Regions from separate parts of the Homo sapiens genome. Here all the other regions are linked to region 6. The links are chromatin loops, found by intact Hi-C in ENCODE. Cell type or tissue: PC-3. All regions are shown on one strand. Region 1 has its middle 140 kb from the start of SPHKAP. Region 2 overlaps SPHKAP (SPHK1 interactor, AKAP domain containing). Region 3 has its middle 210 kb from the start of LINC01807. Region 4 overlaps DAW1 (dynein assembly factor with WD repeats 1). Region 5 has its middle 68 kb from the start of DAW1. Region 6 has its middle 47 kb from the start of LINC01807.

Region 1 (5,000 bases), 340 kb after region 6:
GACACAAAATCTTCATTTTAGGATGTGCCTTTTAAAACTCTTTAATGGAATTGTGGTGGGGAATGTCTATCGTACCACCTCATAAACGCTGGCTTCTGAAATCACATGGAAGATAACTGCAAGACTCACTGTCATTTCCATCATTTTTGTAGACAATCTCAGGCCTGGCGCGGTGGCTCACACCTGTAATCCCTGCACTTTGGGAGGCCGAGGTGGCCTGATCACCTGAGGTCAGGAGTTCAATACCAGCCTGGCCAACATGGTGAAACCCCATCTCTACTAAAAATACAAAAATTAGCCAGGCGTGGTGGTACGTGCCTATAGTTCCAGCTACTTGGGAGGCTGAGGCAGGAGAATTGCTTGAACCCAGGAGGCGGAGGTTGCAGTGAGCCGAGATCACGCCATTGCACTCCAGCTTGGACAACAAGAGTGAAACTCCATCTCAAAATAAATAAATAAAAGAAAATAGACAACATCTAAGTCCATGTACAGTCTACCTAGACAGTTATGGTATAGTCTTTTAATTATAAATTTGGACAGTTAATACACTGGAGATACAAATGCAGGTAGAAATATTCAAAAGATAACTACAGGAAGAGTCCCTCACAACCAAACTATTACTCCTGTCCTGTCTTTGTGCTGAGCTGCATGTCTGCTAAGTCTTTTCTCTTTTGTCTTTGTTTTCATCATTTAACATAAGTACAATATAAGCAATCCTTGGAGAAAAAGAAAATCAAAACATGTTGAATGAAATTTCATTAAAGAGACAAAAGAATGATAGCAGGTCCATGTCTCCCTCTCTCCCCATTTTCCACCCCTTCCTCCTTCTCTCCCTCTCACTTGCCCCGGTTTGTATGAAAGATCATTAAGGTAGTAAAGAAAGTATCTAGTGCTTGAAGCCTGGCATGAAGGTAAAGGCTTCCCAGATGGGAGAGAAAGCAATTTAAAAACAGCTGCTGACAACACCAGAGCTAAATTTTGCCTGCTTCACAATTTCTCTCAGACCTAGCACAATTAATATTTATTTCCCAATACACCTATTCTGTGCTGAACTGAGGCCTAAAACAGGAAAAAGTGGATTAACTGAAAAGAAATAAAGGAAGCTATCTTTGATTTCAACACCATTAACCCATTTATGCTGGAGGTTGCAATTTTTTGAATTTTTGCAATCAGACCTTGGCAATGACCTTGAGCAGCAGGCTATAAATAACTCCCACATACTTAGCGTTCCAATAAGGGAACACTAGGCATAAATGGGTTAATTCATATGTCAAAAACAGGTGGTAGTTACTAACTACAACAACCCCTATTTTTCTAGTCAAAAATGAACTCAACAGCCAAATATAATTGAAAAACATGGACCACATTTTATTCTGAATTTGAAAGATTTATTACATAAACAGGTAATCATTTCCGTTGTGGTTAAAGCTACAAATATCCAGACATTGTAGAAAGTTTAAGACTGATATTAGGGCTTGCAAATCAGGAGCTTATGAGGTTATTTCTTATGGAAATATTAATACACCTTTTCCTTTTTGCATTTTTGTCACTGTGTATGAATTATTCATAAGTAAAAATACTGAGATTTATTTTTCAGCATGAACACGAGAAAAAGGCAAATATAAGCTACTGAATTTACATCTTCACAAATATCTTGATAGCTCAAAGCGTTCTTAAGAAAGAAAAAGAAAAACATGACAATTTTAAAGTGATTTTTTTTTTTTTCTTTGAGACAGAGTCCGGCTCTGTCGCCCAGGCTGGAGGGCAGTGGCGCAATCTCGGCTCACTACAGCCTCTGCCTCCCGGGTCAAGCAATTATCCTGCCTCAGCCTCCCGAGTAGCTGGGATTACAGACACCTGCCACCATGCCCAGCTTATTTTTTCTATTTTTAGCAGAGACGGGGTTTCATCATGTTGGCCAGGCTGGTCCCAAATTCCTGATCTCAGGTGATCAGCCCACCTTGGCCTCTCAAAGTTCTGGGATCACAGGCATGAGCCACTGGGCCCGGCCTTAAAGTGATTTTTTTAACTGAAGATTTCTGTAGAACCTACTGGACAGCCCATCATTGTAAACAGACTCACAGAGGAAATTACTTCTTTGTACTAAAAGTGAGATCATGTGAGTATCAGAGATCACAGCACAGCTTTTCATGTTTGTCTGAATGAAAAAAAAAACAAACAAACCAGAAAGAAATGTAGCATCTGAAGCCCATTGCTTCTCCTTAAGTCAAATTCTTTTTTCCCCACTTATATCTTAGGGTTTTGGTGCCAAAGAAAATATATCGGATATCTGGAAGGTCGTAAAAAAGAAATTCTTCTTCCCTGCTCCATTCCCAGAGATCTGGCCCCAACAGATCTAGAGCTGTGCCTGTTAATCTCTGTCCCCAAGGGCCCCAGATAATTTTGATGCAGTGAACTGCTGGACAAACTTTGCAATACCTCAAATGCATAGTAAAAACTTCAGACTTGAGTGCTTTAGTCACAGGTAGGAAGAGGAGAGGAGGGAAAAAATACACCCTTGGTTAATTGTAAGAAGGTCTTCCCTGGAGGTTAGCATAGATGACATATACTTGGAGGATAGGCAAAAAGCCAGAACAGTTCACACCAAAGCAAGAGGTGCTCAGCATTAAAAATCTCCCTCTGCTGGCCGCAGGGACAGGGGTAGCATTGGCACTGACAAGGAGAGGGAGTTGGGCTGGGGATACAACACTGATGACAGCAATTGCTGTCTACTTATCCATTCTACTTATCCATACTTCTACTTACTATTCTACTTACCCTTTCTGCTTATCCATACTCTGTCATCCTAACCAGTGGCATATGCTGCTTTATTGGTAGTGATGCTCATATTGGTATAAAAATCCATAAAAATGAAATCCCGCAAAGCCATCTCTGATACTCAGTGCCTCCAAAGTGCAAAGGCCAAGTGCTCAAGTCTGAAGAATTTCAACATTGTGTAATTCAGTTAACTATTTTTTTTTTTTTGAGACGGAGTTTCACTCTTGCCACCCAGGCAAGAGTGCAATGGCGCAATCTCGGCTCACTGCAGCCTCCACCTCCCAGGTGCATGTAATTCTCCTGCCTCAGCCTCCCAAGTAGCTGGGATTATAGGCATCTGCACCACGCCAAGCTAATTTTTGTATTTTTAGTAGAGACAGGGTTTCACTATGTTGTCCAGGCTGGTCTTGAACCCCTGACCTCAGGTGATCATCCCGCCTCAGCCTCCCAAAGTGCTGGAATTACAGGTGTGAGCCACCGTGCCCTGCCTCAGTTTACTTCTAAGTTGTGAAACTAAATCTGCAATGAATTAATTTGTGCGTATTAGGTACCTGGGGAGGTTTATTGTGTAAGGTGGTAAGATCAGCTTTCCTGGAGATATTAAAATGCCTGAGACACACTTACTTGTATGCTCTAAGATTCATTTTATAGACGTCTACTCACTTCTTAGGCAATGAATATACCTACAAAGGGATTTTACTTTTCTAAAGTTTTCCTTCTCTATAGCTTCCTTGGGCCATTTATATCTAAGATGCCTCATTCCTAGCCTGCCCATCAGAATACTCTACTCGACATCTAAAATGAGCAGGCAAACAGCCTAGAATTTCTCTGTCTGGACTGTTTCTCCTTAAACTAAACAAAAACATTAAAAAAAAAAAAAAGGAGCATGAGGTCAAGAAGATGGATGACACAATCAATTATGGTATTTCTGGCATTGAGTTTCTTATTTAGTGTAAATGTGAAACAATTTCCCTACAAGAAAAATTTTACGAAACATCATTCAAGACATGGCTGTTTTATTATGGAAGCACTTGAAAAGTTTACAAAGCTACTATTTAGCACAGTAAAAAGAGGAATGGAGGTAACTGTTTAAGAGTTGGGTGCAGCTAGGCCGGGTGTGGTAGCTCACGCCTATAATCCCAGCACTTCGGGAGGCCGAGGTGGGCGAATCACGATGTCAGGAGTTCAAGACCAGCCTGGCCAACATGGTGAAACCCTGTCTCTACTAAAAATACAAAAAATTAGCTGGGCATAGTGGCGGGTGCGTGTACTCCCAGCTACTTGGGAGGCTGAGTCAGGAGAATCACTTGAACCCAGGAGGCAGAGGCTGCAGTGAGCTGAGATCACGCCACTGCACTCCAGCCTGGGCGACAGAGTGAGACTCCATCTAAAAAAAACAAAAGAGAGAGTTGGGTGCAGCTGTGCTGAAGAAAGGTAAGGAATAACTGATGAATAACTGATGTCAATTTTGTTTTATAATGGTTGATGGAAACTTCTTTCCCCCCTCTTACAGTTTGACTTCCTGGATAAAAATAAATAGGTAAGGTAGTGAAATAAAAACAATTATGTTGGTAATTAATTCAGTAAATGCTTATTGGGTGTTTACTATGAGTTAAGCACTTAATTGAGGACAGATTATATCAGTGAAGAATGCAAAAAAGGAAGAAATTTCTGCTTTTGTGAAATATTTGTGCTAGTATAAGAATGCATACAGAAAATAAGCATATCAAGCAGATAAATATACTATGCAAGAATATAAGTGGTATGGAAAAAACAAAGCACAGTTAAAGAGGATCCATTAAATGACAGTTATTTTTTAATCACATCTTCAGTGCAGATACTGTGTTAGATGTGAGAAATTCAACAGTGTCCAAAATACTTATAACGCTTAAGGACTGAGAACCTCTTCCTGTGACTGAGACATGATCCAGAGTTGGCCAGCTTGAGGATGTGAACTGATGCTTGGCCCCACCTGGCCAGGGAAGATATTGCTCATAGATCAACAGCACTACTTCCCATTGGGCCCCACAATTCATCTCCATATAGTGTTCCATAGAGTCTGGATCTGTGAATCAGAGCCAACACTTGAAAGGAGTGCAGTTAGTGTGAGGATGGAAGCTGATCAGTACATGCCCATACCTAAACAGGAGGGCACACTGTCAGAGAGCATGCCCTGTATCCTTTGATCCCAGTTACAGAAACTGACCCTTATCAAACTGCAT
Region 2 (5,000 bases), 620 kb after region 6:
GTAAGAATTGATAAATAATTGAGTAAATATCCTCAGGCCCCAACCCGAGATTTTGATTAAATAGTTGTGGTTCAGAGCGCAGGAACATACAAGTGTAAGAACTCCGTCCAGATGATTCTGATGTGCCATGCAGGCAGGTTAAGTGCTCCTACTCACAGAGCCCATTGGTCTTCAGACCTAAATGCAGCTCCTTCCAGGAGTAAGCCAGTACCTGTGATGCTCCATTGGTTGTTTGTTTGTTTGCACGATTGCTTGTTTTTATGTTGTTCTTGTTTGTTTGTTTCTTTTTCTTCTGCTCTCTCCTACTTGGGCCCTTTAATTTCCACTTTCACTTTCTTCTCCCTTTTCCAGGAAACAAGAGTAGTCCTCATAGTTATGGTTCGGCCTTAAGACTGCCGACTAGTAAAGATGATTAGCTGCTCTGTTTCTAAGACTCACCTGACAATTCACAACCCACAGGACATGGCTCCCATCTCCTTTCCTCACAACAGCATAGGAGCTGAGAGCAGAGCCAGAGTCTGCACATCCCCTCCCACGGCCAGTGTCCTCCGCTCCACATGACCACCTAGATTCATTCAGCAAATCTGCACTGTATTACATAGAGTAATACAGTTACTCTAAGACAAGGTTATACCCTCTAGTGATCATAAGATTTCAGAGAATGTAGAACTGTTTTCTTTTTTCTTTTTTTTTTTTTTTTTTTGAGACAGAGTCTGACTCTGTCACCCAGGCTGGAGAGCAGTGACACGATCTCTGCTCACTGCAACCTCCTCCGCCTCCTGGGTTCAAGCGATTCTCCTGCCTCAGCCTCCTGAGTAGCTGGACTACAGGCACGCACCACCACGCCTGGCTAATTTTTGTATTTTTAGTAGAGACAGGGTTTCGCCATGTTGGCCAGGCTGGTCTTGAACTCCTGAATTCCTGTGATGCACCTGCCTCGGCCTCCCAAAGTGCTGGGACTACAGGTGTGAGCCACTGTGCCCAGCCCAGAACTGTCTTCTGAACAAATACTTGGAGAATCCTGATTTAACTTTCCTAAGAGCCCTTGGAGGTAAAAATGTTTAGCCCCGAGAAAAAAATTAGTGCCTGGAATATCTGCCTTAAACTTAGAGTCTAGTGTTAGCATGTAGTGGAATTCAACAAAAAATTGCTGATTGATGGAAAACAGAGAATAGTCACACTAGAGAAACTGCCAGTGGCTGATAAAACACAAGAAAGCTATTCCTAAAAAATCATATAGGAAAACATCTTATGGTATTGTGTATTTTTAATATGTTAATTTTCTATTACCGCTTTATTTTTATATAGCCCAGAGCACATTTTTCCAAGCAGGTGAAATGTAGAAACACATTTTTCTACTGATTCTTTAGTTTTCTTCTAGTCCACATAATTACTTAGGGCCTACTTTCAGGAAGGAAACACTTGCTACTAGCAGTTCTTTAAAATGGAAATCTAAAATAAATATAATGTGTTACATATCTAGTAAATGTACATCAGACATTACATATAAGTGTATCCTCGATTCAAATGAAATGTCTAAGACAATAACACTAAATTTTTATGGCAAAATAGACAATTATCTTGAGTGCATACTTATTTTTTTAATTTTATTTTTTAAGCTGTCAATACAATTGGCTTCAGGTAGGTTTAGTTAAAAGATCTCTAGTATTTTAGATATTTGTACTCCTTTTACTGTATCTCTTATCACAAACTGCTTGAAGAGCTTCCCCCAGAATTGCAGTTCAAAATTATTTTTAATGCTGACAATAAAAAAAGAGAAGCTGGACAGTCTTAAATGTAAATAAAACTTTATATTTCATTTTGTGTAATTGTTGCAATCACTTCAAAGCAATGACTGGATATAAATGCAACATTTTCTCAAACAGTCGAATGTATTCCGGAATGTCCACAGCATGGGTGGCATAACACCGTTGATGAAAAAATTGCCTACAGTACTAGGCAGAAAATGTCATATTCTTTAGAAGGTAATTTTGGTCCAGGGTCCTGAATCTAACAGAAGCCTTTTGGTTAGAAAAAGAAAGGAGGCAATGTTTTCTTTAGACGCTTTGTGAATCAGCATTTTGATGCCATCAAATTAAGAGATGCTGTCATATCCCACATGGCCAGATGGCTGCATTGTTAGAAGCTGCTCAAAGAAGGAATTGGTTTTCTTCTAAGAAAAACTGTTAGTAAATATTTGGTCATATTCAACATTCAAATGCCTAGATTTTAAGGCAATTTGACATCATGCTTTTGGTTAATATTTTCTGAAAAAGTTTTCTTAGTAGATGTTAGCTAACTTTAGGAAAAATGAAAAAAAATCAAGCAGAGGAAATCAAAGGGCTCACCTCCTAGGCTAAAACCCTGCTGTCATCTGACCCCTTGCACAGTGATTTCCCCCTAGTGGACGCAGAATACAATGACATTTCTTGATGGTTGCATTTCACTATCAGAATAGTCTAAAATGTTGACTAAAATTAATACATGAAAACATAAAACTGCACTTATGATATGGATTTGATCCCAACAATTGTCATCATCAGTTCTTTCTATGTGTTTAATTCAAAAAGTCAAACTCATTTTTATCTTATATAAAAGCACTGATTTTGTCTGACTTTATCTGTCAAAATAAAACTGTTTAGAAAATACAGTTGCCTCGCAAAAGTTGCTGTGAATTACAATTCACTTAAAAATGACTGTGTTTTGTATTGAATACTAGATTTTCATGTCATCCTCTTCCTCACATTAGCTTTTCACAAAAATATATTTTATATCACTAGTTAATAAAATTTCACAACAAAATTTTAGTTTTACAAATGCCTACATGGAACTTCATTTATGAAAAGAGAGTCATAAATAAGAGTAATCACTGTGATTACTTGGCTAATAACCCATAATACTAAAAAAAACTGTGTATTTCCTATAGACATTCAAATTTTATTGTATGTAAGTAGTTGTGAGGAATATTTTATTAAAGTCAAAATCATAAGGTGGCATCATCTTCTCAGTGACATTTATTCCTGCAATGTTTTGTTTAAAAACCATAATAGTGATAGAAGAGCAGCATTAGAGTGTAAAAGGTGGAGTACAACCACAAGATTAGCTCTGTTCAGGAAGCAAGAGAAGAAGTGCTCGTGTTCTTTCGGGATGATGTGTGTTTCCATCTGCTTCAGCTAAGTATGTCTGCAGATGGTCTCAGTAAGGACACGTGCACAAACACACAAAAGAAATGTATTTTATGTGAAGAGAAAGGAGCTGCCATTCCAAGAAAAATGTTAGCACCTTTTATGGGTCTTTATTACCAATTATGATTCTCAACATTTTGTCTTTGTCTGTTTTTTAGCAAATGCTTCTTTGTGAGAAAACGAAGCCAATCTAAGTACTGGAAATGGTAGCCAATAGCTGGTTTATTAGCTCATTTAATTCTCCTGTAGCTTCTGTACGTATTCCCTGTACCTTTATGGGAAGAAAACTGTTTATTGACTACATTCATTGGAATTCATTCTATAAATAAGGGAAATGATTATTACAAATGTCCCTTTCTTGTACACCTGTCACCTGCACTCACCAACGAGAATTTATTGAGCATCTGCCAGATGCCTGGCACCATGCTGAGCACTGGGAATCCAGTGATGGACAGGGCCTGCCCTCATGAACTAACAGGATGTGAAGACTGCAGGAAAATCCACTACTTCTATGTTCAAGAAAAAAGGATAATTATGTAAAAATACATACTTAAAAAAATCCTTTCCTAGGTCATTTGGCATATTTGGATTTGCTCATGCAGGCATTTTACAGAGAATGCAATAAGAGCACAGTAATTATGCCTTGTTCTCCATTGGCTGGTGGCTCCAGCATGCAGCCCTAGCCTCCCCACTGACAGGTTTCTCTCCAGCTCATGCAACCGTAATGCAGAATCTTCCAGGTTTTATCATTTTAGTCACACATAACATTCACCCTAACTGCCCCTGCAAAAAAAAATAAAAACTTTATTTCAGCTTCCCACTACCAAAAGTTTCCTCCTGTAATAACACTGTAAACATGTCCCCTGACCTCCAAGCTCACCTCAAATTCAGCCTTCTCCTGGATACCATTCATGATTGATCCAGTTCTCCCAACTCCCTTCTCCAGCACACGTGGCCCATGATGTTTCTGTCACTTTAAGGACATGTCCTGCCTTCAGACAGATCATAACTCCCAAGAGCAAAAACAATGCCTTGTATTGTTTGTCTTCTCAGCACCCAGCATTGACACCAAGCACTTTGAAGACATTCGATCTCCTCATCAAACGTTCAGTCTCCTCATCAAAGCCTCCTAATCCAGGCTCACCACTCCCCAGCTCTACTAGACAGAGGCTGGTCCTGTATTCTCTACTTGGACTTCAGCATTAGTGGTTGCTTAAATCTCAATTAATAGCCCAAACTTGTAGAGATTGAAAACTTGCTAAGAGCAATCCAGTCACATTGTCTATTTCATCAAGAAGTGGATTTACTGTAAAACTACCAAAATTTAGGTTTCAGGGCTGTTAATGTGCATAGGCCCCAGTTTCAAGGCCCTTGGGACAGGGCCTATCAATGTATTCACATGGTTATGTGTTTTTGTAAAATATTCAAAGTAAGATATTTTAACTATGCTTATCTCTTTCCATTTCGACTCCTACTACCTCTTATCTCCCCGCAAACTGAGAGTCATTGGAGTGACCACAGGTGTTATTGGGCTCTGGCTTAAGGGAAATTGAGGGGGGTTCTGTTTACATGAGATATATTTATGTAGCTTCAGGTCACTTTCGTATATAGTTAAGTGATTGCTAGCCATCCACATATAGGAATGACTTCCAGGAATGCTTCTACCATCAAGAGTGGTAACTCAAGCAGACATTGCAACATGAATGTGCCAGGTCAGGGATGGTGTGAGCATATCCTACAGTTTCCAATACAAAAATATGTAGGCAGTGAGAGGAAACAAGGTTTACATATCAGAAGCTATTCTGTGTAAAATTC
Region 3 (5,000 bases), 260 kb after region 6:
ATCACAGCATCCAGTAAGGTATCTAATTTGTTTCCTAAGATTCTTACATGAATTTGTGAAGGTCAAAGATAAATTATTTGATACCTTGAGTATAGTGCCAAGTGCCTGGTAGATGCTCAATAACTAATAACAATAGTAATATCAAGAAGAAGAGTTAAAAAATAGCACTAACAGGTACCAACTCAAATCCCATTCAATAGTAACAGGTGAAGTTGTGTTATGTGTGTTTTTGTTTGTTTGTTTTTTGTTCGTACAGATGCATTAACTGAAACACAGAGAAGTAAGTAATTTTCCCAATGCTAGACTGTTAGCAACTTAGCAGGGTTAGTAAGCAAAGTAAAGCTTGAATTCAAGCAGTCTCACTACAGTCTTGTGTTTTTAACACACCATGTAATTATGGCTTTTTATATACTATAGCATTTTTGTTTTTCTTATTATGTGGTTATTATTACTAATAATAGCATTTAGAGTTTCTTAATCTATAAACTAAATGAATTTAATTGGCTGCTTTGGCTATGATTGAAAAATTGATTAATTCAGCATAGTTTCAGAAATTGGAGTTATAACTCATATTGGGCTCACATCAAACAAGATATGAAATAATGTACAAAATAACTGATTAATGTACTTTTCCCAAAGCAATAGTTTCTACTAAATGGGAAGGCTAAATATGTAAATGCAATGCAATACCCATAACATTTCTCTAAAACTTTCTGGCCGGGCACAGTGGCTCATGCCTGTAATGACAGCACTTCGGGAGGCTGAGGCAGGCAGATCACGAGGCCAGGAGTTCGAGACCAGCCTGGCCAGCATGGTGAAACTCTGTCTCTACTAAAAATACAAAAAATTAGCCAGGCATGGTGGTGAGTGCCTATAATCCCAGCTACTTGGGAGGCTGTGGCAGGAGAATTGCTTGAATCCGGGAGGCAGAGGTTGCAATGAGCCAAGATTGCACCACTGCACTCCAGCCTGGGTGACAGAGTGAGACTCCATCTCAAAAAAAATAATAATAAATAAATAATAGATTCCTATAAATGTGAAAAGTAAACAAAATTAATTTGGAAGGATAAGCATGCAAGTACAGCCAGAAATATTCTTAACAATGAATAAGGAAGGAAGATACACTCTTTTAGATATAAAAATATATTTCAAAGATAAGTAAAACAAGATTATAGAGGTAAGTTAGAATAAATCTATACTACGTACTATAGTTTAAAGTCATGTAGACATTTAATATATATTTAATCTATGTGAATATAAGACAATGTTGATATTAAAATAAATACAAAAGAATAAATCATTAAGTGGTTCTGAAATAACTAGCCATTTCTACAAAAATTGAAAAAATGAATTCTGTATTCCTGTATGAATTCATAAAAATAATATCAAACGTATCAAATACTTGCATATAAAATAAGAAACAATATTACTCGTAAAATATAGGTAAGCATCATACTTTTGGTGACAGAGACAACCTTTCTACAAATGATATACAGAAAAACTATATAGAAGAAATATAGGTACCACATCATTTTGAAATGGTTATACCTCAAAAATGCCACAATTAGAGTGACAAACTAGGAAAGTAATTTGAACTTATATAAACAGAAGATTAATATCTTTAATTTTAAATAGCTGTTAATTTAAAAAAACTAATAGAAAAATAAGTAAAAGATATCAACAAATAAAATGAAAAAAGTAGACTTAGAGTCAATAGAGGCAATGCAGTTACCAAGGCAGTAGAAGGAGGAATCGAGAGCCGAGACCAGCTCTCACCTTAGGACGACTCCTAGGGAAGTGTGAGTGAAGTGCAGGTGGGGCAGCCCACTCTTGCCACGGGCCTCTGGGATCTTAGCTACAAAAGATCCCAGGACCCCAGTAGACATTTGAATTGGCAGGGGGATCTGCCCCCTAGGGTAGGCAGAAACAGAGCTTCAGCCTGCCCAGAGGCCAGGGAATTTTGTGAGCAGGGCAGCTGCAGCAGAACGCAGCCATAGAGGCCCATCCCTCAAGTCTCTCCATTTCCTTTAAGTAACTCTAAATTGACCACCAGGGCCAAGAGAGAACAAGGTCATCTTTACCACCCAGTACTGGGGCACATGTGTTCAGCAGGCCCCCCTGCCTGCCACCCTTCCCAAGTTCCCTGCCTGGCTGCTCCCACAGGAGCATGTGCACAGTGCAGCCTCTGCTGCTGAGCCTAGGTGCTTTGCCCAGGGCTCCACTTAAATGCTTCCCCACCAGCATGGGAGCACTTCAAATCCTGCAGCCCAGCCAGTTCCTGACCCTGAGGGGCCTCAGGATAGAGTCAGAAGCCTGGTTGCAGCACCCTAAGGTTGTAGTACACAACTCAGCAGTGCTGAGCTGAGATCTGTGGCCAGCACTAGAATAGGGGAAGACACCCCACCCCACTCTCTGAACACTGAGAGGGGTGAGAAGCATGGGCTCATGGGCTCTCCCTTTGCAGAGCCAATCCACAAATGATGTGGCCTGTCTGCCAGCTGCAGCCTCTGCCCAAGGAAGCTTTGCAACCAGAAACACCAAAGGAAATGCAGGTGCAGCACCAGCGATCAGAGGGGATCCCCTAAGGCCTGGGAGTTGACCCGGTAATGGGGTTATCTCTTTCCCATCACCCATCACAGAGAACTACTGCAAAGGCACTGAAACAAAAAAAAAAAGAGACATGTGACTGTGTAAGCACCTATCTGCTGGCCATGACTTTTAAGCGCCATCTACTGAATAGCAGCCCAAATTACAACATCAAAAATATTCTGCTAGTATACATTGCCTGTGAAACCCAGGGCAAGAATCAAGTCACAAAAAATCCCACACAGAGCCTTGGCCCACTGAATGCAAGCAGAAACGAAGCCGAAGCCAATTGACTATAATCAATGTATACCACAGTTAAATTCTCAATGGAGATAAAGAATATAAAAACAAAAGCCCCATCCAAATGGCAGCAAATACAAAAAGGCAAAGGAACACCAGCCCTCTCAGATGGGAAAGAATCAGCACAAGAACTCTGGCAATTCAAAAAGTCAGATGGTCTCCTTACCTTCAAATGAGCACATTAGCTTCCCAACAATACTGCTTAGCCACATTGAAATGATTGAAATGACAGACACAAAATTCAGAATCTGGGTGGCAAGGAAGTTCATCAAGATTCAGAAAAAGCTGAAACCCAATTCCAGAAATGCAAGGAATCCAGTCAAATGATCCAAGAGTTGAAAGATAAAATAGTCAATATTAGAAAAACTCAAACTGAAGTTCTGGAATTGAAAATTCCCTACAAAAATTTCAAAATACAGTTGGAAGCATTCATAGCAGAAGTGACCAAGCTGAGGGAAAAATCTCAGAGCTCAAAGGCTGGTTCTTCAATTCAACTCAGTCAGATGAAAATAAACAAAGAAGAATTTTTTTAAATGAATAAAATGCCCAAGAATTATGGAATTATGTAAAGGGATCAAACCGAAAACTCACTGGCATTGCAGAGGGTGAAAGAGAGAGTAAATAGCATAGACAACATACTTAAAGATATAGTCCACAAAAATTTCTCCAATCTCACTAGAGAGGTTGGCATGCAAATTCAATAAATACAGAGAACCCCTGTGAAATACTATACAAGAGGACCATCACCAAGGCACATAGTTAACAAATTCACCAAAGTACATGCAAAAGAAAAAATCTTAAAGAAAGCTAGAGAGAAGGGTCTGGTTATGTACAAATGGATCCTCACCAGGCTAGCAATGGACCTCTCAGCAGAAACCTTAGAAGCCAAAAGAGATTAGGGACGTATATTCAGCATCCTTAAAGAAAAGAAATTCCAAGCAAGAATTTTGTAACCCACCAAACTAAGCTTTATAACTGAAGGAGAAATAAAATTCTTTTTAGACAAGCAAACATAGGGAATTCATTACAATGAAACCAGTCTTACAAGAGGTTCTTAAGGGAATGCTAAACATATAAACAAAAGAACAATACCTGCTACCAGAAAAGCACACTTAAGTACATAGCTCACAGATACTATAAAACAACTACACAACCAAGTCTACAAAGCATTCAGCTAACATGATGACAGGATCAAAATCTCACATATCAATACTAACTTTGAATTTAAATAGTCTCAATGCAACATGTAAAAGGCATAGAGTGGCAAGTTGGATAAAAAAGTATACCCAACTGTCTGTTGTCCTCAAGAGACCCATTTCTATGTAAAGACACTCCAGAGGTTCTAAGTAAAGGCCTATCATGTAAATGGAAAAAAAAAAAACAGGTTCATTATTCTTATAGCAGATAAAACAGACTTTAAAATAATGACAATCAAGAAGAACAAAGAGGGGCATTACATAATTATAAAGGGTTCAATTCTACAAGACGACTTAAGACATATGCACCCAATGCTAGAGCACTAAGATTCGTTAAACACATTTTTCTTGACCTATGAAAAGACTGAGACAGCCACACAATAATAGTGGGAGACTTTGACACCTCACTAACAGCATTAGACAGACTATAAAGATAGGAAATTAACAAAGAAATTATGGACTTAAACTTGACACCCAATAAATTGAACCTAATAGACATTGACAGAATCTTCACCCAACCTCCACAGAATATACATTCTTCTCATCCACACCTAGAACATATTCTAAGATTGATCACATGCTCAGCCGTAAAGCAAATCTCAATAAATTTGAAAAAATGGAAATCATATCATGCAGACTCTCCAAAAACAGTGCCATAAAAATAGAATTTGACACAAAGAAGATCTCTCAAAACCACACAATTGCATGGAAACTAAGCAACTTACTCCTAAATGACCTTTGGGTGAACAAAAAAGGCAGAAATCAAAAAATTATTTGAAATTAATGAAAATAGAGACATAGCATACCAGAATCTTTGGAATGCGGCTAAACAATGCTAAGAGGAATTTTAAATCACTAAATGCCTACATCAAACAGTTTAAAAGATCTCAGATTAACAATCTAACATTGCACCTAGAA
Region 4 (5,000 bases), 770 kb after region 6:
AAGCTAACACAAGGAATATAAACACGTTGCAGGGAAGAATGGCAGTGTGTTAATAAAGACTTCATGTTTTACCTGTAGGATAATAACTCTATTTATTATGCTGTTTGTTTGTTTGTTTGTTTGTTTAAGAGGGAGTCTCGCTCTGTCACTCAGGCTGGAGTGCAATGGCGTGATCTCGGCGCACTGCAACCTCTACCTCACAGGTTCAAGCAATTCTCCCGCCTCAGCCTCCTGAGTAGCTGGGATTACAGGCACCCACCACCACGCCTGGCTATATTTTTTGTGTGTGTTTTTAGCAGAGATGGGGTTTCACCATGTTGGCCAGACTGGTCTTGAACTACTGACCTTAAGTGACCCGCCTGCCTCAGCCTCCCAAAGTGCTGGGGTTACAGGTGTGACACACCACGCCTGGCCTATTATGCTTTTTACAATGGAAATCATGTGTGCAGAACAAAAAGTTAAATTGAGAACAATGTCTAAATTGGGATATATTCCATTGTTCCCTCCCCCAACCCCCACCCCACCCCCGAGACAGAGTCTTGCTCTGTCACCCAGGCTGGAGTGCAGTGGTGCGATCTCAGCTCACTGCCACCTCTGCCTCCGGGGTTCAAGCGATTATCCTGCCTCAGCCTCCCAGGTAGCTGGGATTAGAGGTGCGCCACCATGCCTGTCTAATTTTTTTTTTTATTTTTAGTAGAGATGGGGTTTCACTGTGTTGGCCAGGCTGGTCTCCAACTCCTGACCTCGTGATCTGCCCACCTCGGCCTCCCAAAGTGCTGGGATTACAGGCGTGCGCCACCACACCTGGCCTATATTCTGTTTAATAAACAAATGAATGGTTCCTTTAACATAGCTATTCTCCTACAGGAATAGTGAATAGAGTGTAATGTAAAATAGCAGCATCTTAATCATTCCTTCAATATTCAATTAAGAAAGAGACTTTCTTTCTAAAATATCTCTGAAATCAAAATATTGCTTCAAAAGTATAACAAAAATATATTTCCCCAGCACAGAAAACAACCCACAAAATTGAAAAGCCAGTCTGAATGTCAAGTGGTAACAAGAAAAGGTGAAGAAAAGTCTAATAGCGAAACTCAACTAAACAGGCAGGTTGACAAGACAAGGTATCTTTGATTCTCTCCTAGGTATTTTCCTTCTACCATCTTCTCCCACAGACTTCTTCTACCTTTGGACAGATGCAAACTCGCATTTGCAACTATACACATATATACTATAGATACTTTATGGGTTGAAATATATGCCCTCAAAATTTATATGTTGAAGTCATAATCCCCCAGAACCTTAGAATGTGAATGTATTTGGAAATAAGATCTTGCAGATATAATTATTAATAGTTAAGTTACGGCTGGGCGTGGTGGCTCACGCCTGTAATCTCAGCACTTTGGGAGGCCAAGTTGGGCAGATCACCTGAGGTCAGGTGTTCGAGACCAGCCTGACCAACATGGAGAAACCCCGTCTCTGCTAAAAATACAAAAAATTAGCTGGGCGTGGTGGCAGGCACCTGTAATCCCAGCTACTCAGGAGGCTGAGGCAGGAGAATTGCTTGAACCCTAGAGCTGGAGGTTGCAGTGAGCCAAGATCGTGCCATTGCACTCCAGCCTGAGCAACAAGAGTGAAACTCCATCTCAAAAAAAAAAAATTATTAAGTTAGGATGAGATCATGCCGCAGTAGGGTGGGCCCTAGTTCAATACATCCTTATAAGAACAGGCCATATAGGCACAGACATGCACAGGGAAAACCATGTGAAGATGAGGGCAGAGCTCAGGGTGATGCTTCTCCACACCAAAGATTGCCAGCAAACCACCAGAAGCTACAGGAGCTGTGGAACAGCTTCTTTCCCAAGGCCTCAGAAGGAACTGACCCTGATGACACCTTGACCTCTGACCTCTAACCTCCCCAACTGTGACACAATACATTTTGGTTGTGTAAGCCACTCAGTTTGTGCTACCTTATTATGGAAGCCTTAGCAAACTGCTTATTTTATGTCTAGTTTGTGTTTATTTTATGTCTGTAGGTCAAGACGAGACTTCTCCCTCATCTCTCCTACCTAGCACGTCAGCTCCCAAGCTGATCACAGCCATGCTCTCAACAGAGACTTGAAGCTGCTGTTTGCCATACCCCAAATCACTGACCTAGATGGAAAGTGCCTGCTCTGAATAGACTGATCACAACCAACCAAGTTAGATATGAGGCCACCCTGCCCGACTCATTCCTGAGTTGAGTTCTTCAGTAGCTACATTTGCTGAGAACCCAATATGCCTCCCATTCACTGCAGCACAAATACGACAGAAAACTCAGATTAGAAGAGTGGGAGAAAGGGTTTATATTTCTCCTCAGTATCCAAGGGAGTACTGAAATCAGAAAAATGAATATATTATGTACTTATCTAACTGGAATCTTTGATAAATAAACACAGAAATTTGTTTCACTGCTAAAAATTAGACATAAAAAGAGAATCTTACCATGAGCCCGATTTGTTAAGTGCAACATTAGTCAGTGGCAATATATGTGCTTTGAGAACCTTCAGTGAAAGAAAACACCATTTTTTAGACTCAAACCAAATTAAATTTGTTAGTTATAACTTCAAACCAATGAAGACATTCAATTTTTTCTTAATTATACATCAGAAACAGGCAATATCTGATTTACCTTTAGACAGTGCTATGTGGCATCTTATTGATAGCACTAATTTGTAACATTTTCTTTTACATATGGCATGTGGTTTTGTATACATGTATAAACTGGGTATGTAGGAAATACACTAAATATGTTTCAATAAAGATTTGACAATGTATTATGACTTTATGAATCCTGAAGCTCCTTTAGTGTCAGAATATGTCTTCCTTATCTTTCAATCCCTACAACATCTAACATACAGTGAATGTTTAATGAATATTTATTGAATGCATATACATAAATTGGACAATCTATTAAGAGTGATTGGCTGGGCTGGGACAGTCCAAGTTATGTCTGTTACCAAAATGTAACTATGAATAGCATCTACTTTCACCATCAAAAATGTTCCCTTTGGAGAATAAATTGAGACACGCTAGTTATACAGCTCATATTTGAAATTAAACAGTGCCACCTACTGGACAAAGAAATGTTACAAGACTATAACATCCTCTTCCAGAAACGAATGCCTGGATATTTTGTATCAGGTGAGTCTATAACTAATAATTATATGTTACTATCATAATTATATTTAAATCATAAAAGATAAAAGCAGTGTAATATGAAGTAATTCTAAGGTAATGACAAAGGAAAATTAAAAGCTTTCCTTGAAGTACTAAACGACTATATTTGCTATATTTAATCATCAAAAAAACTATTTAAAAAGCATATTTACATCACATTAAAATTATATGTCATACAAATAAATAATTTACTGAAATATGGTTTAGTTCACATGAAAGCAGAAAATACGAAATGTTGATTTGTCATAAAACACAACTTCTTAACGTTACTTTAACTAGAAAAAAAGCTTTAGTTATTCCATAACTTAAAACTATCTTAATAATAATAACCCTTTAAATTTATCATTATATGAAGAGCTGAAATCTTTATTTAACCTCTCAAGGAATAAGTGTTTTGGATTTCACTCATTCATTTAACAAATAATTATTGGGACAATCTTAGCAAACATATGTGAGGCACTACAATCAATCACTGACATGCCTTTTTCATGAAAAAATATTTTTAGGGAAAGAAAAATTAATAAAATATCAATCATTTCACTGAAATTCTTCTATCTGATTGTTTTTAAATCCATTACCTTAAAAAGATAGAACGTGTGATTGCTGTTCTGGCCGAGTTTCTCTTGCAACCTCTGTATCAAAAGTTTGACTTGCTCTGTTCGTGAAGCTGTGAGTAGAGGTTCTGCCTTCTGGATTTCTTCTACTAACGCACTGACATCAGTGCTGAAATACACCCAAAAAAGAGTTTCTTTTATTTTATGTCAAAATTTGCATATACCTATATTACATGAAGAATTGATTGTATTGCTTCATGAAGCACATTTATAAAATGTCAAAAACACCATTATCTTTCCCAAGAGATATCTGGGGGTGGGGCGGGGAGGATCATACAAATCAGTAAATAGATGATGGCAGGAAAGCAAGAAGCTTGGATTTTCTACAACATATTTTTCCAAAGCTAAGGCTTGTTTCATGGAGGGTGTGCCAAGAGTCTAATGTTCTCACCTAGTGTTGTGGTTTGAATGTTTGCGTCCGCTCTAAAATTCATGCTGAAACATGTTCACCAATGTCACAGCATTAAGAGGTGCGGCCTGAATAGGTAATTAAGTCACAATGGTGGAGCCCTTCTGAATGGGATTAGAAGCCCTGATAACAAGGCTTGACAAAGAGAGTTCATCCCTTTTGCCCTTCTGCCCTCTGCCATGTGAAGACGCAGCATCAAGGTGCCATCCTGGAAGCAGAGTGCAGCCCTCATCAGATGCCAAACTTGTAGGGGCCTTGATCTTGGATTTCTCAGTCAGAACTACGAGAAACAAATAACCCTGTTTCAGGTCTTTCTTTTTATGGCAGCACAAAATGAATGAAGACACCTAGGAAGGCCTAGTCCATACTAGTTCTGAACATGAGCTCTTTTTCTTTCTTTCCTGTTTCTTTTGAATGAACATGTATTGAATGTTCCCAGCAGCATACTTTTCACTTTACATATGTTCTCTTATTTAATCCTGTAACAATCTGCTAATGTAATGCTTTTATCATAATTATTTTAGAGATGAAGAAACTGAGGTTCAGAAAGATTAGATTTAAAATATTTTTAGGAAAAGAGAAAAATGCCTAACCATAAATTTAAAGCATCATAAGACTAATATTAATATTTATTATAGACTAAAATATTGTTTCCCTGAAAGATAACTGGTCTGAAAAATATACAGATAGATTCAAATTTTCTCTAGCATTCAAATAATTCATAGAAATTCTGAAAAATGTTGCTGGCACAGAATAAT
Region 5 (5,000 bases), 720 kb after region 6:
TTACCGAAATAATTAGTTATTTCCAATTTATGAAGGCATTTATTTCCAAAGATGATAGAATGATCATTTCAATATCAAAACATGTATAAAACAGGAAAACCAAAAAATTCAAATATATTTAGAGCATTTATTCTCAACCTTGGCTATATCAGAATCACCTGGGAACATTTTCAAACTACCAAGGTCAGGGCCCTAACTGTCAGAGATTCTGATTTAATTGGTCCACAGTGGAGCCCAGGCACTGGTATTTTTAAAGTTCCCTAGTTTCAGATTCAATGACTTTAATAATTGCATTAAGCTCCTGGGATAAGTCTTTTAAGTAGTCTTAATATTAAACATTAAATTAAAAATTAAACTTAACATTAGTTAGCTTCCAGTTATCCAAAGGAAAATAGAAACACATTTCTCAACTGACAGGTGACTGAAAAAAAAATGGCAGATAGGAGGCAGTACTAAAGTGCAGCTCCCACTCTGGATAGACAGAGCAGAATGTGGAGACTAGCATTGTGGACTATTGCTCCAAAAACTACTGCAGGAGTATACCAGAAAAGCCAAGAGAATCCACAGACCCTTTGAAGGAAGTGGATTCCTCCTGCAGGATCCAGGAGACATCTCAAATACCGTGCTGGTATCCACAGCTGAGAGAACTGAACACAGTTCACCTCACAGGACTCTGTGCAGACACCCCCAGTACCAGCCCAGAGCCTGGCAGCCCTGCTTGCTGGCTAGATTCAGAAGAGAAATAACAATCACTACAGTTTGGCTCTCAGAAAGCCACATCCCTAGGGAAAGAGGGGGAATATTACATCAAGGGAGTACCCCGTGGCACAAGAGTCTGAACAGCAGCCTTGAGCTCCAGATCTCCCCTCTGACATAGCCTACCCGCATGAGAAGGAACCAGGAAAACAATTCTGGTAATATGACAAGAGAAGGTTCTTTAACACCCCAAAAAGTCGCATTAGCTCACCAGCAATGGATCCAAACCAAGAAGAAAAATCTGAATTGCCAGAAAAAGAATTCAGAAGGTCAATTATTAAGCTATTCAAGCAGGCACCAGAGAAAGGTGAAGTCCAACTTAAGGAAATCAAATAAATGATACAAGATATGAGGGGAGAAATCTTCAGTGAAACAGGTAGCATAAATAACAATCACAACTTCAGGAAATAAAGGACACACTTAGAGAAATGCAAAACATACTTGAGAGTCTCAGGAATAGAATTGAACAAGCAGAAGAAAGAACTTCAGAGCTCAAAGACAAGGTTTTTGGAATAACCCAATCCAACAAAGACAAGAAAAAAGAATTTTGAAAATGAGCAAACCCCCAAGAAGTTTGGGATTATGTTAAATGACCAAATATGAGAATAATTGGCATTCCTGAGAAAGATCAGCATTCCTGAGGAAATTTAAAAGTTTGGAAAACATATTTGGGGGAATAATCGAAAAAACTTTCCCCGGCCTTGCTCAAAGAACACCTGGGAAATTCATCACAAAAAGATCATCGCCTAGGCACATTGTCATCAGGTTATCTAAAGTCAAGACAAAGGAAAGAATCTTAAGAGCTACGAGGCAAAGCATCAAGTAACCTATAAAGGAAAACCTATCTGATTAACAGCAGATTTCTCCCACCTTGGCCTCCCAAAATGTTGTGATTATAGGCATGAGCCACTGTACTGGGTCTTATGAAGGTATTTTGTAGAGGTGATTAAAATCCATAATCAGCTGACTTTAGGTAAGGGCAATTATCGTACACAGTCTGAATGGCCCTGATTCACTCAGCTGAAAGATCTAAAGAGAAGAATAAAAGCCTCTCAGGAGAATGAGATATTCTGCCTGTGGCAAAAGTTTCAGCTGACACTTATCCTGATGGCCTTCCCTAAGAATTTCAGACTTGCCTAGTCAGCCTCAGAATCCTGGAAGACAATTCCTTACAGTAAATGTCTTTATGTTTTCTACTTACTCCGTTCATTGTTTGAACCTCGATTGATATACTCCCCAACCCTCACTAAATTGTAAACCGTGAGGGAGAGATGTCTGTCTTCCCTTTTATGAATCCCAGTACCTAGCAACACGCCTGGCCCATAACAGGCACCCAGTGAACATCAACACAAACAAGGCTACTCTGTGATCATGATGTGGGCCAAGACAAAAGACAAAACAAAACAAAAAAATCACCATACGGCCATCTGAACAGACACAACATGAGCGTTGTCCAAGCCACGAAAGTGACTAAACAGCCCCCTCTCCTGGCTGGTATGAGTGACAGCTGCTCCTTTACCAATTACAACTTTAACCTTGCTCTAGTTTGCTTTCTCAATGGATAATTTATGAAGACACCCAATCATATAAAATTATTCTCACTTCCTGAGAGTATTCCATCTAAAGCAAAGAGCAAAGCCGGAAGGAAGGAAGGAAGGAAGGAAGGAAGGAAGGAAGGAAGGAAGGAAGGAACGAAGGAAGGAAAGAAGGAAGGAAGGAAGGGGAAGGGAAGGAGGAACAATCTGGTTGAAGAGGTAAAACATGCAACATAAAGGATGGGCCTTGAGACACAATAAATGCTATTGGAATTCAGCGTAAGGAGTGAGCACATCTGGCCATGGAGATCAGAGAAGATTTATAATATGACCTGGGGTTAAAGGATAGAGCGTGGGGGAACAAAAGTGTAGAGATTAGAAAGGGCATATCTGGACACATCATACAAGATAAACTAAACAAAGAATTCATGTGATAGAGTGAGGGAAAACAAGTGTGGACGAATAGATCATGACCAGATTTTGCACAATTAAATGCAGAACTTCATTCTTGCAGCCAGTGGTTTCTTGCTATCTATCTATCTAACTCTCTATCTCTCTATCTCAAGATTCAAAAAATTTTTCTTCAAATGCTTTTTACTTGGAGGCTAAAATCAAAGACAAAAAAAGTGTTTTTAATGGCACTCCTCTGGCTAAAGTGCAGTGTGGAAGACAGGATTCCGTGTACTCAGCTCCTCACTCACTGAGCTTTGAAAAATAGCTGAGACTCCATAAAGCTGAGTTTGAAAATCAATGTTAAAGTCATGAGCCATGTTAGTATTCATTCATTCATGTATTTACTCCATCAATCAATCAATTAATTCACTATTTAGAGCACTCTAACATGCCACATTTTGGAGAAGCTCCGAGTAAGAAGAGAAGCTTCGTCTCCTGGTGGTAGGACCTGATTGAAAAGGGACAATAACACTCCTGAGGTTGCAGGTCTTTGTGGACATTACTGAGGTCCAGCAGCAGCCTCCAGGTCCTATGGGGCTTATTCCAAAGACAATGAGTCCCTGACAGAGGAGGCAGACTGTTGTGAACACTGTAGATGTGTACTAGCCACATTTTTCCCGACCTCATCTCTCCTCCGTGAACTTGGGCCACAGCCCTGGGAAGATAAGTTAAAAACATAGTGCTCCATCACAAACATCTCTATGAAACATTGGGGCAGCAGCAAAGCTGCTGTACAGCCCACACAGCAAACTGCTAAAGCAGTGCCAAAAGGCACTTGAGGTGGAAAAGATTTTTAAAATGGAATATGAGAAAATGTTATCTATCCAAACAGGAAAAGGTGATGATCCCAGTGGACAGAGATAGAAGCACTTGTCACTTCACCTGCATCCTGTCTTGGAAAAAGCAGGATGTTTGACAAATCCACAGAGTCCCAAGGAGAATTCAAAGTCTACTTTCGTGGACCTTCTTGCAAGATTTTCCATTTTTCCCCAACCTCCTTATTTCCAAATGGCCTAGGCTCTTTCCAGCCAACGATCTTCCCATCACCCAGCAGGGCTTCAGCTCAGAACATTCTCTAAAAGATATCTAGCCTCCTCTTTTCTTGGTGGTTAGTCTTTTCATATTCTGTCTTTATTCATGGAATAGCCCATTCCTCACAGGGAACCAACAGATCTGTGCTCCCTGGCACTTTCAACTCTGAACTCCTGTCCTTTGTCCTGATCTCTTTGTAAACCCCCAGCCCAGGGCCAGTGTTAGGATGTGCCTTCTCCACACCAGTGCTGCACAGCCTAGCCCTATGGGAGAGAATCACACAATCAGAATGCCGATCGCTCCAGTAACTCCATCAACTCCAACTTTGGCTGCACCGCTGATGCTGCCCATCAGCCCTATATGATTCTCTTCAGTGACTATTCTCTCCGCAAAAAACACCTCATTCTCAGCAGACATCACCAGAAAGCAAAGTCATCAGGCATTAATTACTCGGGTCTTGGTGTTTCTACTGGCCTGATACTCAGAGCCAGGCCTTGGTGTTTTCCAGTTGAACACAACTTCACAGAACATCAACATAAACAAGGCTACTCTGTGATCATGATGGAGATCAAGACCAAAAACAAGAGCACGCTAGAATCATGTCTGAACAGACAGAACGTGAGCATTGTCCAATCCATAAAAATGACGAAACAACCCCATCTCTTGGCTGATATGAGTGACAGCTGCTCCTTTGCCAGTCATGTTAGGCTTGCTCTAGTCTGCTGTCCCTATGGATAATTTATGAAGTACCCCATGATGCAGAATTATCCTCACTTCCTGATAGCGTCCAATATAGAGCAAAGTCCCTAAACCTAACCTAACACAAGCTCATATCCTATAATAAATTCTCTCTAAAATTCTCTGAGACACTCCATGCTTTCCCAGGGAGTGCGTTTTCTTTCCAAGGCGGCATCAACCAAATTTGTTCAACTATAATCATGGTCCTGGTGGTCTTCAGCTGGGGGATATTGACAAGAATTATTTAAAAAAAAAAATTGCTTTTGTTGGGTTCTGTACTACACATGTAATTTACATGTGTTATCCATTTAATCCTTTGATGATAGTGAGGATTTGTACCCATTGTAGACATGGAAACACTAACACTGAATCAAATAAAAAGCCATCCAGGCCGGGCGCGGTGGCTCACGCCTGTAATCCCAGCACTTTGGGAGGCCGAGGCGGGCGGATCACGAGGTCAGGAGATTGAGACCATCTTGGCTAACA
Region 6 (5,000 bases):
ACTCCAGTTCTTTTACGGGTACTGTTTATATATTTTTTCATCCTTTTTCCTAGCCAAGATTATGACCAAAATTCAATAGTCCAAGTGAACATATCCCATCTTCCATGAATCTGTAGAGAAAAAAGGTTTGGAATCAATAAGTTTGCGTAACACTTGGTTTATCCTGTTAATTTACCTTGAGTAACAATGTTGGAGATGTACTTTGGAAATCTCATTTTAGCAATCAAAAATCTTTCAAGTTAACCAGGAGAGGAAGAGTCATTAGAAGAAGATGAAAGAGACAAAAAGAGTATGGCAGTAAGTGGCTCCTGGCTTTCAGGATTTTTGATTTAAAAGTTTTGATGAAAGTTGTCTATGCCCAGCAGTCCGCTGCTTGACTTGAATTTCTAGAAATTTTTTTTCTCCTTCATGATGCTTTCTGCTTCTGGAGAGCCCAAAAGATTTAATTTTAGATTATCCATTGGCACAGAAGCCTAGGAAGTTTTCATAAGATGTCTTCATTAGGGAAAAGTAGTGTGAAAGGTCTATTTCCTGGAGTTTTACTGCAGTATTTGTGTTTAAAAAGTCACGAATACTCTTTCAACAAGTCATATGATAAAGGCACTTCCAACAAGGTTTTAAAAAAGGCTTACATTCGTGGCATTTAGAGTAAAGTCTCTGGGCTAAAGGCTATGCAGTTGTCCCTGTGACTTGTCTTTAATTGGGATAAATATTATAAAGGTTTGATGCAGCATACCAGCTTATTACCAATCTGTCCAGGAAAGCCACTTGGACAGGTTGGTGATAAGCTGCTATGCTGCATCAAACCTTCATAATATTTATCCCCATTAGCCTAAAAAAACAGTCAATGTCAAGGGAAAGAGCTAACATCTCTAGACACTCACGGTATGTCGTGACCCTCTCATCTGGGGGCTGTCTCTGACTTCATATTAAAGTGAGCCTAAAGGATAGGAGAGCTAAGAATAAAATTCCAAAATATTTGAAACTAAATAACACATTACTAAATAGCCTAAGGATCAAAGAAAACAAGGAAATTAAACTACAATAATGATAGAATTTAAAATAAAAATAACGTATCAAAAACATTATGCCAATAAATTTAGCAACTTCAATGAAATGGCCAAATTCCTCGAAAAACACAAATTACCAAAACTGATGGAAGAGGAAATAGAAAATGGGAATATTCCAATATCTTTAAGAAATTGAATCTGTAATCAACAACCTCCCCTAAGATGTCTTTACCCGGGAATTCTACCAAACATTTAGGCAAGTAATAACAGCAATCTTACATCTTACATAAAAGAGAAAAAAAAATCATATATCATCAAAATTTTAAAGTCTGCTTTCAAAAGGCAGAAATAGGAGAATGAATAGACAAACTATAGGCTGCGAAATAGTATTGAATATAATCTTTTGCAAAAAAGTGTACTTATCAAAGAATACATATAAGATATATGTCTAGGATATCTTACATATATACACACGTGTGTATGTGCGTGTGTGCATGCGTGCGTGCACATATCTTACAAATCACTGGCATCCTGAATGCGTAAAAAAACTCCTGCAAATGTTTGATAGAATTAATCTGGCCTTGGAGTTTTTCTTGTGGCCAGCTTTTTGGCAGTTTCTCAAAAAGTTGAATATGTGTTTATCATATGACTCAGAAATTCCACTTCCATGTATTTATCTGAGAAAAGTAAAAATACATAGCCACAAAAATTTTACAAGAGTGTTCAAAGCAGCCTTATTTTTCACAATAGCTCCAAATTGGAAATGATCCAAATATCCAGAAAGAGAAAATATATAAACAAATGGCAGCCTATCTATAGAATGGAATAGTACTCAGCAATAAAAAAGAATAAGTTAGTAACATATGGGACAACAAGGATAAATTACAAAAACATCTTACTGAGCCAAAGAACCCAGACACATTAGAATAAATAGGACATAGTTCCATTTATTTGATGTTTGGGAACAGACAAGCTACCCTCCAATGCTGGAAAAGAGTACAGTAATATCCCACAGCAAGGAAGGGGTAGAATGGAACTTTCTGGGTTCCATTAACAGGGGTAAAATGGAACTTTCTGGGTTTATAGAAATGCCCATTATCTTGTTTTGGCTGGTAGTTACATGTTTTGATACAATTATCAAAACTTATCTAACTAAACACTTAAGAAGAATTAATTTTATTGGATGCAAATTAAACATCAAGAAAGAATCATAATTTCCCTTTGGTATAAAATCCCTTCTTTTTCATCAACAAACCACTTCCTCTTCCCCTCTTCTCTAATGAAATTACATAATTTAAAAAAAAAATTCTATTAGCCAACCATGATATAATCCATTTTCAGAATACGGAGTTGACATATTTCTATATCTATATGGTAATTAATAGGTTTTAAGGACTTAATAATTATACTCTCTTCATACAATGAGACATAAAATGTTAGTGGTCCTGCATTAATACCCACTTCGAAGGCCACCTTTCAGCTTTCTATGGGGTAAAGCCCAGTGAGATTTTTTTTGCGGAGGGTCACTCTTCGAAGTTGCACATCAAAACCTCGACCAGAAGATTGGCAGGAGTATCACATGGCAGGCTCTGTCCACTAACATATCCACTTAAGTTTCTAGTTAGAACCTATGTTTGAGGTGGGCAATTCAGGTTCTGGAAGGCCAGAATCAGTGGGCTTTTAAATGCGAACTGTAGAAACAAAAGTGTAGTGTTATAAACATTATGAGAAAATTAATGTTTCTTCTCATGTGTTTCCTTTCATCCTTTCCCTACTGGAAATATTATCATCAAACCTCAAGGTGGAGCTATCATCACATAGTTCTCACTGGCTTTTCTGTCAGTGCAAGCAACAAAAAAAAACATCGCAGTTTGCAGGTGTGTTTCTTCTTTGGTTCCTTCCCCTAAATATACTTATTATTTTATACACTCCATAGAGCAAAAGTCAACAATTCACACAAAACACATTTTGTATTATGACCAGGTAATCATTTTTCTCTTTCCTCATAAGTAAACTTTATAAAATAACATATTTGCTATGTGTGAGGAACTTTCACAATATCTATACTCCTTGAGGTCGTTTATTTAAATGCTGACATAAAACATTAAATTGTTTTCAGAGTCCGTTAGTTTATTTCAACCCACAGTTTTAAAAACATATGCTAAGGATGTGCTACTCAATACGACACACAGTAGTCAAACATGGCTACGTATATTTAAATTAAAAGTAATTAAATTAAAGATTCAGTTCTGTAGTTGTGTTATGTGCATTCAAGTACTCCATAGCTACATGTTGGTGCCCGTATTGGGTAGCATAGATATATTTCTATCATCACAATAATTTTTATTAGAGAATGCTTCTCTAAGGTAACTATAATTCTCATTTTTAAAGAAAAAGAACATATTGATATAATAATATTTTAAGCAGAAGCAGTTCCTGATTAGAGAACCATCCCTTAATTTCTTGCACTTACTTAGTACTGTAACAGTAAATATTTTTGCTGACTTGTAAGGTGGTCTTTGTATTTAAAGTTTCCTTGTTATTTTTTAGGTTTAATTATACACCCAAATGTAACTAAGTGAGCATTCTGAGCACCAGAAGTCAAACCCCATGGTCAGATAAACCTTTCTCTGTGATTCCACAGGGCAGCATTTATGGGCTCAGTACATACTGTTAACGATAGAGCAAAATTGGCTTACATGCAGTAGTAATTCTTAAGGGTTAAGCCCCAACACATGTTTGTTTAAAAAGAAAACGTAGTGTGACCTAGGGAATCTACTTTTTTTAAAGCTCAAAATAATTCTTATCTGCCCTACAGTTTAAACACCACTGATAGGATTTATTTATATGTCAGAGTATAAGAAAGTAATTTTAAAACTAAAAAGTTTTGTGCAGCTATTCATGTCAGAAAGGAATGCTTACCCTCTATTTCTCATGTTTTCTTCAAGGGGAGGAAAATTCTAGTTCCTTAGAGGGTAATGAATGGGAGAAACACCTCTGTTCTCTTTCATTTCACTCCCTTTCCATTTCTCCCCATGGAATGAGAAATGACTTTTCTGGTTGGTGACACCAGAGAAAAGAGTCAGCTTACATGCCCCAGCCCCTTTGAGATTCTCTGTCATACTGTGAGAGGCTGGTCTCTAAGGACACAGACCTTATCTGCTAATCAGTCCATCATATCTGGACATGTCAGGAAACTCAACTGTGACCAATGTTCAAGACACATTCTCCAATTCAGCTTGATCAGCAACAGTGATGATAATTTGCTTCTCATCCATTTGATTCAACACTCAAGAGCTTGACCCTCTCAAGCCCTAACATGTAATGGTGTAATAGCCAGGAGCCAAACCCAGATCAGTTGTTTGGAAGGCAGTATGCTCAGCTCCGTACTTCATCTGTTTGACATCTATCTGTCCCCATGCACACACGTACACCACCACCACCACACTCACACACCACTGTTTTCTACACACGATGTAAGGAAACTTCATTGCTTCCTTCCTTTCTCTCCTTGAATTGGAGAAATGCACTTGAGGGATGGATGTGTGCTGCTTCCGGTAAAGGAAATATGCTTTGGAGTGTGGAATGACTATGGGATGGGGAGTTGGGACGAGAAGGCCTCCCCAGAGAGACCCTTGGACAGGCCCTCAGTTCACTCAACTTGGAAAGAATTGTCTCCCATCAACTTTCAAGTGATAGAGTGGGCTTGTCATGTTGCTTTTCAGTGTTTTACCTATTCCTTTGTAGAAGAATACGTAGAAATAGTAAAAGAATGCAGGAGAACCCTACTGGTCAGTAGCTTGATATACCCACCTGTTGGCTTGGAATCCTCTGTGACCAAATGGCATCCAAAGAAACTGCGGTTATGGTTCTTTGTTTAAATGTCTGTTCATCTTATAAGGTGTGTATTTATTTTTGGGAGCAAGATGGGGTAGATACAGAGAGGTGAGAATGAACCATATTGGTTTGGAAAAACTAAGAACACCAGTA

Evidence for each region. Peaks named below come from ENCODE experiments on the same cell type or tissue, not always from the same donor. Only the 100,000 strongest peaks of a DNase experiment are listed, where the experiment ranks them.
Region 1: a loop joins it to region 6, with 26 times the contacts of the local background. A loop is called at or near these places in 30 of 110 quality-filtered maps.
Region 2: it touches region 6 in a loop (8-fold over the local background); 46 of 110 quality-filtered maps call a loop at or near these places.
Region 3: it touches region 6 in a loop (16-fold over the local background); 6 of 110 quality-filtered maps call a loop at or near these places.
Region 4: it touches region 6 in a loop (8-fold over the local background); 27 of 110 quality-filtered maps call a loop at or near these places.
Region 5: a loop joins it to region 6, with 6 times the contacts of the local background. A loop is called at or near these places in 17 of 110 quality-filtered maps.

What each region holds. Positions count from the first base shown.
Region 1 is chr2:228,316,063-228,321,062 of GRCh38, reverse strand. No RefSeq gene overlaps it. Among named protein-coding and RNA genes, the nearest start is that of SPHKAP, 140 kb to the right of the region's middle. In PC-3, CTCF peaks have their summits at 2,445 and 2,647 (motif pointing left); a DNase peak (open chromatin) is centred at 2,632.
Region 2 is chr2:228,037,350-228,042,349 of GRCh38, reverse strand. The region is part of intron 3 of SPHKAP (SPHK1 interactor, AKAP domain containing); the gene reads left to right. LOC105373918 (a long non-coding RNA gene) reads right to left here. Exons shown (of 3, transcript XR_001739908.2): 3 at 256-342. Among named protein-coding and RNA genes, the nearest start is that of SPHKAP, 140 kb to the left of the region's middle. In PC-3, CTCF peaks have their summits at 2,172 and 2,387 (motif pointing left); no DNase peak of the experiment used is centred here.
Region 3 is chr2:228,398,912-228,403,911 of GRCh38, reverse strand. No RefSeq gene overlaps it. Among named protein-coding and RNA genes, the nearest start is that of LINC01807, 210 kb to the left of the region's middle. In PC-3, a CTCF peak has its summit at 2,720 (motif pointing left); a DNase peak (open chromatin) is centred at 2,711.
Region 4 is chr2:227,888,798-227,893,797 of GRCh38, reverse strand. It overlaps DAW1 (dynein assembly factor with WD repeats 1), which reads right to left. Exons shown (of 13, transcript NM_178821.3): 3 at 3,798-3,942; 4 at 2,485-2,543; 5 at 1-3. Among named protein-coding and RNA genes, the nearest start is that of DAW1, 20 kb to the right of the region's middle. In PC-3, a CTCF peak has its summit at 3,100 (motif pointing left); no DNase peak of the experiment used is centred here.
Region 5 is chr2:227,936,966-227,941,965 of GRCh38, reverse strand. No RefSeq gene overlaps it. Among named protein-coding and RNA genes, the nearest start is that of DAW1, 68 kb to the right of the region's middle. In PC-3, CTCF peaks have their summits at 2,035 and 2,237 (motif pointing left); a DNase peak (open chromatin) is centred at 2,235; H3K4me3 peaks cover 425 bases.
Region 6 is chr2:228,655,806-228,660,805 of GRCh38, reverse strand. No RefSeq gene overlaps it. Among named protein-coding and RNA genes, the nearest start is that of LINC01807, 47 kb to the right of the region's middle. In PC-3, a CTCF peak has its summit at 2,821 (motif pointing right); DNase peaks (open chromatin) are centred at 1,635 and 2,835; H3K4me3 peaks cover 383 bases; H3K27ac peaks cover 733 bases.